Linked DNA regions of Mus musculus: region 2 is linked to region 1. The links are chromatin contacts, found by Hi-C or POLR2A ChIA-PET in ENCODE. All regions are on one chromosome and are shown on one strand. Each heading gives the region's core, a stretch centred on a gene start or an enhancer-like site at or near the end of the contact. The rest is flanking DNA. Distances are from core to core; before and after follow the strand shown. Region 1 overlaps Deptor (DEP domain containing MTOR-interacting protein). Region 2 has its middle 4.0 kb from the start of Gm26296.

Region 1 (5,468 bases), core at 775-3,274:
TGCATCACCATGCCCGGCTCTTCTAGCCTCTTTCTAGTCTCAGGAAAAAGGAGTTCAGGATTGAAGAAAGCTTCAGATCAGATTTATTTTAAACTTTTTATTAACATGAATCTATCACTTCTCTAAAATGCACCTCATCAGTGTTATGTTCTTGAAGAGTATAGTATTATATGGGGTATTGCCTCTTGGGAACCTGCCAACACATTCACTCTGAGGAGAAGGAAGGAGGGGCAGTATATCTGTTATGGTTGGGAACGGGTCTATGTACGTGACCTCCCCCTCCAGCCCCGAAGAAGATGCCATATATATGTCATCAGCAAAGACAAGTCAGAGAGAAATGAAGTCAGTTGCCTGAAGTTACCAAGTCACAAGGATCCCACTGGCTTTAAAAATCTAATGACAAAAAAAAAAAAAAAAAAAAAGAAAGAAAAAAAGAAAAAAGAAAAAAAAGAATCCCATCACGAGTTGCCACTGGTGGAGGGGTCGACGGAAGAAAAGCATTAGGGATGTGGAGTGACAGACATGTCCTATGATCTACGTGGCACATGTGGTGAAGTAGGACATTTTAAAATTTGTTCTTGACACAAGGTCTCACAAAGTTCAAGCTGGTCTTGAATTCACTGTGTGGCCAAGAATGACTTCGCTTCTGATCTTCCTGCCTCTATTTCCCAAGTGCTGGGATCATAGGCCAGACCCAGATGAGCTGTTTGAATTCTTTATAGATGTTTTAGTTATTGTTGAGTTTTGGGGTTTTTCCCATGTATTGTAATGCTAAATATCCCACCCCCCCAGGCCTATGGCAAATTGTAATCCAGGGTTATTGATGGGGAAGTAGATTCCAATAGCTTAGAGGGTAGATATCTGCCCAGCTCCAGTGCTGATTAAGGCTTATTATAATAATAAAAGTTAGTTGTGTGTCTTCTGTCTAGGAACTGAATGATCAAAGTCAGGGTAGATTCCTCCAATTGAGATTAAATAATTCCAACAACAAGTTAAGTTTTAATTTGTATTTACCTCCTTATTTATGAAACTGTATTGGTGACTTTTACTTTGTTGTAAAAACAATTACCCAATAGAAACAACTTACAAGATTAATTTTGGCGCATAGATTCTGAGAGTTCAGGTCCACGGTCACTTGTGTTGGTCACATGAGCTTAGACACAACATTGTTGCCAAGGGGAATATGGGGCAAAGGTAAACACCTTACTTTCTCTGTGACTCAGAAGCAGAGAAAAGGGACGTGCGTGTTCTAAAGACACAATCTTTGACACAGATGTCTCGAGTTCACAGCCACACATTGATCTGATTTCTGCTCATTCTTTAGACCTTGGCTCAATTCTTCTCTCCTCAGGGAAGCCCTCCTTTCACCCCCTTCCCACCCTGTAAAAAGTGCCAGCACTCTCTTTCCTTTAGTGGTAGGATCTCAGAGACACATAATTATATATGTATGTGACTTACATGTAATCAGTTATATGTACACATAATTATATATCCAATCCTGGATAAGTTGCCTAATGTCTTCTCTGCTCACCTGTCAATCCCATGATGGCCCAGTGTGACAAGCAGGCCAGGGCAGCAATCAGTAGCTACTGATTGAAAAACAAACTATTTGAGAGCTCTTTCAGAGCCCAGGGAGGTTTTTTTTCCTATCTGCTTTGGTGGTCACTCTACGCTGACTGGGTAGGAATCTGGTCTCTCTTGTCCTGAGAGGAAAGTTCCAAGCAACATACATGGGAAAGGAAGACTAATGAGGAGGATTTTGGAAATGTTTTCTCTAGATGAAAGGAAGGTTTCTTGCAGTGCAGAAGGAGGCAATGCCATTCACTTGGTACTGTGACTCAGGTAGTTGTTTTTATATAAACATACAAAGAAACAAACAAGGGGAGGAAGTAAGCCAACATCCATCAACTCAGCACAGCAGGAAACAAGAAAAGGAGCCAGGAGTCTAGAAGTGCCTGTGAGACTTGGCATAGGCCAGCAGGAACACTCAAGTGCTGATTCTCACAGATCTAATTATTCTCGAAAGAAGGGAGGGAGGGAGGGGGAGAGAGAGAGAGAGAGAGAGAGAGAGAGAGGGAGAGAGAGAAGACCTTGGACTTCTCTGGTTCTGTCTTTGTAAGAATGGCACAAGTCTGAGGGAGCCTGAAGGTTGAATGGTTTGCTCTAACAAGGGCTTGATACAAGGGCTTGATTAAACAAACAAAAGGGAGTGTTTTGGAGTGTTCCCTTGGGTGACCCTGTAAGATCTAGTTCTGGTCCAAGTGAGAGGCTGAAGCCAAGAACAAGTTATTTATTTGATCTTCTTCAAACCAATCCAGGTGAGCATGTGACCATTCTCATCCCCCCCCCCCCTCTCTCCCTCTCCTGCTCCCGCTCCCCCTGTGTGTGTGTGTGTCTGTCTGTTTTTCTTTCTCCTTGCTCTTTCCCTTTCTGTCTCTGTCCTTTTGGTTTTTCAAGACAGGGTTTCTCTGTATAGCCCTGGATGTCCTGGACCTCATTCTGTAGACCAGGCTGGCCTGGAACTCATAGAGATCCAAATGCCTCTGCTTCTCTTGTGCCGGGACCAAAGGTGTTCAACACTACCCTCAGCTATAGCACGTGACCATTCTATAAACATGTTTGAAAAGAATATAAATTCCCTTCTGTAGGAGACATGCAAGGTTATGCACCCTTAAGTACTTCACCACACATTTAATGACCTACTGGGACTTACCAATTACTGTGCTCTGCCTCAACAGTTTCTATATCTTGAAATAACATCTTTGTTCTAACTTAGGCAACATAATAAATAGTATCCTGGCTACCCTGGAGTAGATAAGTAAAACTCTGTCTCAAAACAGCAGCAGCAGCAGCAACAACAACCACCAACATCACCAGCAGCATGATAATTTGAATCTAGCCCTGACATTTATATGCTGAGTGACACTGGGAAAGGGATTAACTGGGTCCTTATCTCCTCAGTTATAAAGTAGGGAGGTTTTTTTCCAAACATCCTCATAAGAGGTTGGAAAAATCAAAGAGATCATGGCTATAAAATATCTGAAGCCATGATGCAAATGCTAAGTACCCAAATTCTGATGTAGATAATAAGTACCCGCCCGGGTTCCCTGACCCCTTTTACAAAAAAATACCATTAGATCTGTCAATAATTCTGCTTCAGTGCCAGGGATTATCCTAGATACTTGGACGACAGTTATTTAGACAGAGAATAAACCTTGGTGTAGGCACTGGAGATTAAAAATTTAAAAAAAAACTTTTTTTTCCAGATCCTGGTTATACAGAAAACAAGACAAGAACGATGGGTTGAATATTTGTGTGCTACTCCCCTAGGGTAGGATGGGGTCAGTAGGCAGGGCCTGCAGGAGGGCATCGTGCAGGCATCCTCATGAGTAGGATTAGTAGTTTATATCAGGTGATGGGAGAACTTGCACTTGCTCCAGTAAAAAACAAACAAAACAAAACCAAAACACACACAAGTACACACATACACACAAACAAAAAAACCAACCAACCAACCATCCGTCTGTCCGTCCATCCATCCATCCATCCATCCATCCATCCATCCATCCATCCATCCAACCAAACCCCCAAAATCCAAAGCAATTCAAGCCCAGCAACAGGACAGTGTAAACTAAGAAGCTGTACCACACACAGAATCGACCAGAACCTTGATCTTGGACTTTCAAACAAATGTTTGATGGTTTAAACTTCTGCAGCCTATGGGATTTTTGTCACAGCCTAGGATGACTAAACAGCAGGGCTACACAATAAAGAGCAAGCAGGGAACGACTGGGAGAGCTCTCACAGTGTAGTGAAGGAAGGCTTCGCTGAGACAGGAACATAGAATCTCAGACTTGAAAGATAACAGTGGTTCCAGCCTACTTAGCCAGGGCAGGAGTTAACCTAGTGTTTGGAAGTTACAGAGAAAGACAATAGGACTACAATACAGGGCAGGGTATGAGGTTTTGATAGGGCCCAAGAACAAAGGACTCGCTAGCTACATCTTGGCGTTTAATCTCATGGCAACAGGAAGCCATTAGTGTGCATTAAGTGCCAGAGCTACTTCATTAGACTTACTGAATAGCCAGACAGGGAGGTTATTTGTGAAATGCAAAGACTGGGACTGAACTTGGGACTATGGAAGTCTACGAAAAGATCACAAATTCAGTGGATTCTAGACTCAGGGCTAGCAGTGATGTGAGAGCAAAGGAATGGTGTGTGACATGTGGTTAGAGTCCACAGCACACTTATTTGACTGCAGTCTACAAGAGAGTGAGAAAGAATCGACTGACTTCCTCAGTAAAGTGGCAGGGAAAAAAGAAAGGATGGGATGGGTTCAGTTGTAGAGTGCTTGCCTTGCACTTACAAAATGACATTATATAAATAAAATGACTTATAAAATGACAATGGTGATCAGAATCACTGCCATCCCAGCACCAGGTGGGGGTAGTAGCAGAAGTAGCAAAACCAAGGTCATCTTCCACTACTTAGCAAGTTCAAAGCCAGGCTGAAATACATCAGGAAAAAAAGAGAAAGAAAGAGGAGGGGAAGGGAGAGATGGAAGGGGGAGGAAAAAAAAAACCTTTATAAACTTGGAGCAGCTCAGATTCAAAGATATTGGCTGGAAGCTCTTGAAGTATTAACGAGGGAACCTAGCACCCATTGTCACCAGTCTGGGACCTGTCCTATCCTCATATGGATGGACCACACTCTGAAGCATTCTGATCCCCTAACAAGGTGACAGAGATGCGATGGAGAGGGAAATGGTAAGCACCCATAACGTGTGAGATGACCTGCTCTAAGCACTTAAGGCAGTAAAACTATGTGGTTCCCGAGACCGTAAAACTCTCCTGAATGAGAGAGTCACAGTGGCCAGATGTAGGGCTGTATCCCCACAAACAGAAAGAGACAAGGAGAAAGTCAGAGGCCTGACATAATGGGTTTTAATTACTTGGGTTACATTTCTAACAGAAACTCCGAGCTGGAGGATATGTTGAATTGGGCTCAAAGTTTCAAGGACCTTAATCCATTACTCGGGAAGGCGAGTATGGAACAAGGACCCAGGTCAGTGTAACTCTTCACGATGTAAACAACCAGGAAATAGAGGCTCAAGCACCCTTACCTGCTGTTTCTCTTGCCCACAACTGTCATTTAATGGAAATGAAATTATTCTATCTGGGCCAGGCATGGTGGCGCACACCTTTAATCCCAGCACTCAGGAGGCAGAGGCAGGGGGATTTCTGAGTTCGAGGCCAGCCTGGTCTACAGAATGAGTTCCAGGACAGCCAGGGATATACAGAGAAACCCTGTCTTGAAAAACCAAAAAAAAAAAAAAAAAAAAAAAAAAAATTCTATCGACACACACATGATAATGGGACATAAATTTACTCAGTGCTTTGGGTAGGAAAATACACAAAATAATTTCTAGTGAGTACACACAGCTAATCTATAGAAGGTAGGACAGTCAT
Region 2 (4,954 bases), core at 1,709-4,208, 42 kb before region 1:
ACACTCATGAGGCAAATACAACAATGATGCGCATAAACCCTCAGCAAGAGTAGTGGCTGCTGCTGTGTTCCATGGAAAAGCTCTAGCAGCCTCAGGGTTTGCCTCTCTTTCTATTCCGGTTCGAGGATCAAGTGTCCGGTTTCAACAAATCACTTTGCCCTTTACCTCTGTATTTTTGTTATGAGCTCAACTTGATTTTTCTCTGACCACCAAGGTCCCAGTTGCACCACCAGATGTCAGCCTTGACCTTGCTGGTGCCTTCAGGAGGCTCTGAGGAAATTAGAGACACAGGAGTCTGCCTCCAGGAATGACTCAAAGGGAACTCTCATAGAGGAGAGCCAGAAACAGCATCGGCGGCAAAACCTCCGAGGCTACAGACTGCTACAAACTTGGAGCAAACGTGTGTGTGTGTGTGTGTGTGTGTGATATACTTTATTGAACAAACCTCTATCATGTGGCCACTGTAAGCTGGGGTTTAGCCATTTCCTTGATTCATTTCCTAAACTGAAGCTTTGTAAGGAGGCTAGAAAAAATAAATATGTTTTAAAGAGACTCTTAGGTCTCTCAATGTGTCAGTTAGGCTATTCAAACCATAGATCCCCAAGAAATAGAAATCACCCTAGGAATCTCATACTGGAAGGAGGAAACAGCTCCAGGGGAGCCAGACGTGAGAATTTGTCTCCCTCCCCAAAGATTTCCCATAGCTTACAGGACGACAGTGAAGCCCAGACTATTCTGGGTGGGCGGGGCTATGCATCCACTGTTACTGCTTAGATGTGCATGACAATGGCCAGCTGTCTAAACTCTAATCTCTTCTCATTCAGGATCCCAAAGAGTTGGGAGGGCGCTGAGTCTCTTTGTCTTTCTCCTGCAGTTGCCTAATTGAGGAAGGAGAAGGTAGCTGAACTGTCTGGTACTTCAAGGTTTCCTTGTTTGTTTGTTTGTTTGTTTGTTTCCCACCAGCTTGGTTTCAGACCCAGGACTTGGAACTAAGGAGTATATTTACATATCAAAGCAGACCTGGCCTCCAGGTTCACCCAGCCTCCCTTGGTCTTTAAGAGGCATCCCCTGCACACCAATCTTGAACTTTCCAGCCCAGGGGCAGGGCTGACTTTTCCCTAGCGGCTCTTCCCTATAAAATTCAGACTCCAGAGGGTGGGGAGGAGGAGCCAGGGATCAGAAACAGCAGCATTGTGGGTAGGTAGCGACCCACCCCTATAATCCCAGCTGTCAGGAGGCTGAGGCAGGAGGGATGAGTTTATAGACAGTGTAGGGTCAGTAAGACCCTGTCTCTAAAACATAAATTTAAAAATTTAAAACGTGTTTTGCTCTCCAGGAACAAGTCTTATTCTAGATTTTTCTTCCCCATTAAGTGCATACCATGACCTTGTGCTCTTGGCCCTTGCCCATAAACTGGGAATTTTATGAGTACTTATAATGGAATTGTTGTAAACCTTCCATAGAAAACATTTAGCAAAGCATATATTTAGACTGCAATAAATACTCTATGTTATTTCATGTGCAAGTGTGGGGCTTGAGGCCCTGTGCAAGCTGAACAAGTTTCCTAGCACTGAACTATACCCACTGCCCCAGCATTTACCTACTACTGCTCGGTTCTTCTTTTTTCTTTTCTTTTTCTTGTTTTTGTTTTGTGTTGTTTTGGTTTTGGTTTTAAGATGTATTTATTTTATATATGTGAGTAAGCTGTTGCAGTCTTCAGGTACACCAGAAGAGGGCGTCAGATCCCATTACCGATGGTTGTGAGCCACCATGTGGTTGCTGGGATTTGGACTCAGGACCTCTGGAAGAGCAGTCATTCTTTTCTTTTTATTGGCAGCGGCTGGCTATGTGTCCCAGGCTGCTCTCAAATTCCTGAGCCTCCTCCCTCAGCTTCCTGAGTGTTAGGTGGGTGTCACTAGGTTTGGTTTCTATTGGCTGATAGGTTATTTCTCCACTGGTGAAATGAGCCCATTCAAGCCAGATTAGATTATATACAGGCAGGTTTATTGAAAAGCTGCTCTAGGGTCCAAAGCCATCATGGGGAGAGAGAAGTGGGGAGCGGGGAGAGAAAGAAAGGGCATGCACTGGCTGCAGAGAGAGGAGAGGGAGGGAGAGGAAGAAAGGGAGGGAGGGAGGGAGAGAGAGATCTCTGTGGGAAGAGCAGCCCAGCACCTGGGATGGAACGTTCAGGGTTGGGGGGTAGGATAGACGAAGTAGGGACTGAGGGATGCTGGGAGAACCTGGAGACGAGCTATGCTTTGATATGTAAAATATGTCCTCAGTTCCTTATCCCGGGGTGGGGGCAGGGAGTCAGAAACCACACCTTGGCTATTTCTAAGAATGTTTCTCTGACCTCAAAATGACTACCTGAACCAGCAAATATATAAGGTGTCCAGTGAAAAATCTTAAAATGTTCTGTTAAGTTTGCTGCTTCCTCCTCTTGTGGACCCAGCCAGGAGAGTGTGCCTGACAAGAAACAGGCAAAGAAGCCTCTAAGTGAATAAATAGGAAAGGGACTGGACTATTCGGTACTTGTGATACACTTGTGATATGAAGAAACCAAACAAATGTTAATGAAGTAAGATGGGCCCCTGCGTTCTAGAACCTTCTACCATGTCGGGCATGTAAAGTGCTAGTTTTCACAGTGGATGCAGCTCATAGTGGTGGTGAGAAAAATCTGCAAACACAAGCGTTCCTTGTGTCCCTCAACTCACTGACAGGCCTCCGCAGCCTCCCATGTTCCTCAGAGCTAGCTGTGTTTGTTTATGTCGGTCTCTGCTGTTACATATCGGATCTGGGACTTTTCCTGCTTAATATTTAACTTGCCCCGGGGTTCCTGTGCCACACAGCTCATGGACTAGCAGGGTTGAGTTTAAGGACTCCGTGTTTGCTGTCTTAGCCTGCACTGCCGCAGAAACACAGATTTTTTTTTTCTTTTTTCTATTTTTAATCAGGTCTTGTTCTGTGTCAGCCACCCGTACCTAAACAAGGTCGATATAAAAGTTACAGCAAATTAGACAAAGCCCAGGCTATCCGATGCTCCGCCCAGTCAGACTGGACCGCCAGGTGCCACTCTCCACCTTCATTAAGCCCTTGTTAGGAATCTTTGTGGACCCAAGCATAGCAGACTTCCAGAAATGGGCTTAATATTTAACCCCAAGGGAGCAAAGAACAATAAACATGAAATAAAGTCTCACGAAGCTACAAAAGAGTCACGCAGGGAAAAACTGTCAAGTCCTGGGAGGAAGGAGAGGAGACCTTGTAAGGTCTTGACCTAACGCGTCCTTATTCTGCTGGGTGTTTTGATAGATGTTCCCAGCAAGCAGCAGCCGGCGCTTTTACTATCTGACCACAGAAAGCCTGTGTGAACAGAAGCGCTGGGAGGTGGTGTGCCTTACGTCATCCCAGCACGAATCTCCAACACCTCTAGACTAGTCCGCCCCCGACGAATGATGTCTCAACTAAGATGTGCTCAGGACAAGCCGCTTCTCTGTAATCAAAACTGAATCTCCAACATATCCGGAGAGTGTAGCTGTGGGATATACCATACTGCAGCTGTACACATGTCAATCACTTTATTGCTTCCCTAACAGGCTGTAAAAACTCTTTGGAATCTGATAGGGCAGGACCTAGATACTGCTATCTAGCCTTGTGTGGCAATGATTTTACGTGGAATGTTTAAGCACGCACTTAGTGTGTGCATATGCTGTTTATGTGTGGGTGCACATATGTCACAATGCAGGTGTATATAGAGGTCAGAGGACAACTTGTGGTCCCCTGGTTTTCTCCTGCTACTAAGTGGGTTTTTATAGGGGCTTAAATTCATTCACCAAGGTCAGTAGTAATAAATTATTTCTCTACACTGGACAAGTAAGTCGATTCAAAACATTAAAATATGTATAAATGTAAGTTTATTGGGAAGGGGCTCCCTGGTGGTTGAGTTCATGGCCCCAAGGGAAAAGGCGGGATAGTCATCATGGGAACGGACACAGAGGGGAGGGGAAAAAGAAAGAGAGAAAGCATGTGTATAGAGAGAAGGAAAGGGGGAAGACAGAAGAGGAGGGGGTCGGAGGCCAAAAGGTCTGATTATATAGGGAAGAGCCTCAGGGGGAAGGGCAGCCCAGCCCCTGGGCTGGAAAGTTCAGGGTTGGGGGAGGGATATGCAGGGTTGGGACTGAGGAATGTTGGGAGAGCCTGAAGGCGAGGTCTGCTTTGATATGTAAAAATATTATGCATCTCAGTCCCTTGTCCCTGGGTCTGAAGACAAACAGTTAGTAAGGCTCTTTACCTGCTGAGCTATCTCACCAGCCCTACATTTTAAGTTTTGATGGTTATACTTGGTTAGTTATTTCTACATAATTTAAACATTTAGCTGATTAAGATTTTAATTTAGGCAGATGTGGTGGTGGCCTGGCTCTAATCCCACAGTATGTGGCCCGCTGAAGAAGCTGGAGGGTCAGGAGTTCAAAGTCATCTTCAGCCTCCTATCAGTTTTTAGGCTAGCCTGGGCCACATTAAGAACCTGTGTATATAAGAAACAAAACAAACCAGCACAAACAACCAGGGGCTGAAGAGATGACTCAGCTCTTTAGAGTACTGGCTGCTCTTAGAGAGGACCCAGGTTCATTTCCCAGCATCCACAGGGTGGCTCTGAACTCCACCTGGTGGGTCTGTAACTCCAGTTCCAGGGAGATGCAATGCCTTCTTTGATCTCTCTGGGCATCAGTCAAGCATGTGATGCAGACAGAACATTTATACACATAAAATAAACATTTAAGATCTGAAATAAGAGAAAACAATTATAAAAATTTTATAGCTATTTTATTTGCTTTCTTATATTCTACCCCCTCCCTTCCAACCCTTATTCCCTCTATACCCCAATACCAGGTAGGATAGAAAGGTTAGTCTAGAAATGAGGTGTAGGTCTCTTTAAACTACTTCCTACTGGATAGGA

Evidence for each region. A loop is a pair of places that touch in the nucleus more often than their neighbours do. ChIA-PET counts read pairs that join two places held with the same protein, here RNA polymerase II (POLR2A).
Region 2: a loop to region 1 is called in a map of heart, with 1.9 times the contacts of the local background. The contact joins two enhancer-like sites. A Hi-C loop is called at or near these places in 1 of 37 maps with a recorded cell type or tissue (heart). POLR2A ChIA-PET finds 5 or more read pairs at or near these places in 4 of 5 experiments (Patski and embryonic stem cell).

Annotation. Positions count from the first base shown.
Region 1 is chr15:55,220,762-55,226,229 of GRCm38, reverse strand. All of the region lies in intron 8 of Deptor (DEP domain containing MTOR-interacting protein), which reads right to left. Among named protein-coding and RNA genes, the nearest start is that of Gm26296, 39 kb to the left of the region's middle. Within about 2 kb of position 2,024, at least 1 of the 3 ENCODE cell types and tissues checked has a DNase peak (open chromatin) inside an H3K27ac peak, as active enhancers do.
Region 2 is chr15:55,264,086-55,269,039 of GRCm38, reverse strand. No RefSeq gene overlaps it. Among named protein-coding and RNA genes, the nearest start is that of Gm26296, 4.0 kb to the right of the region's middle. Within about 2 kb of position 2,958, at least 1 of the 3 ENCODE cell types and tissues checked has a DNase peak (open chromatin) inside an H3K27ac peak, as active enhancers do.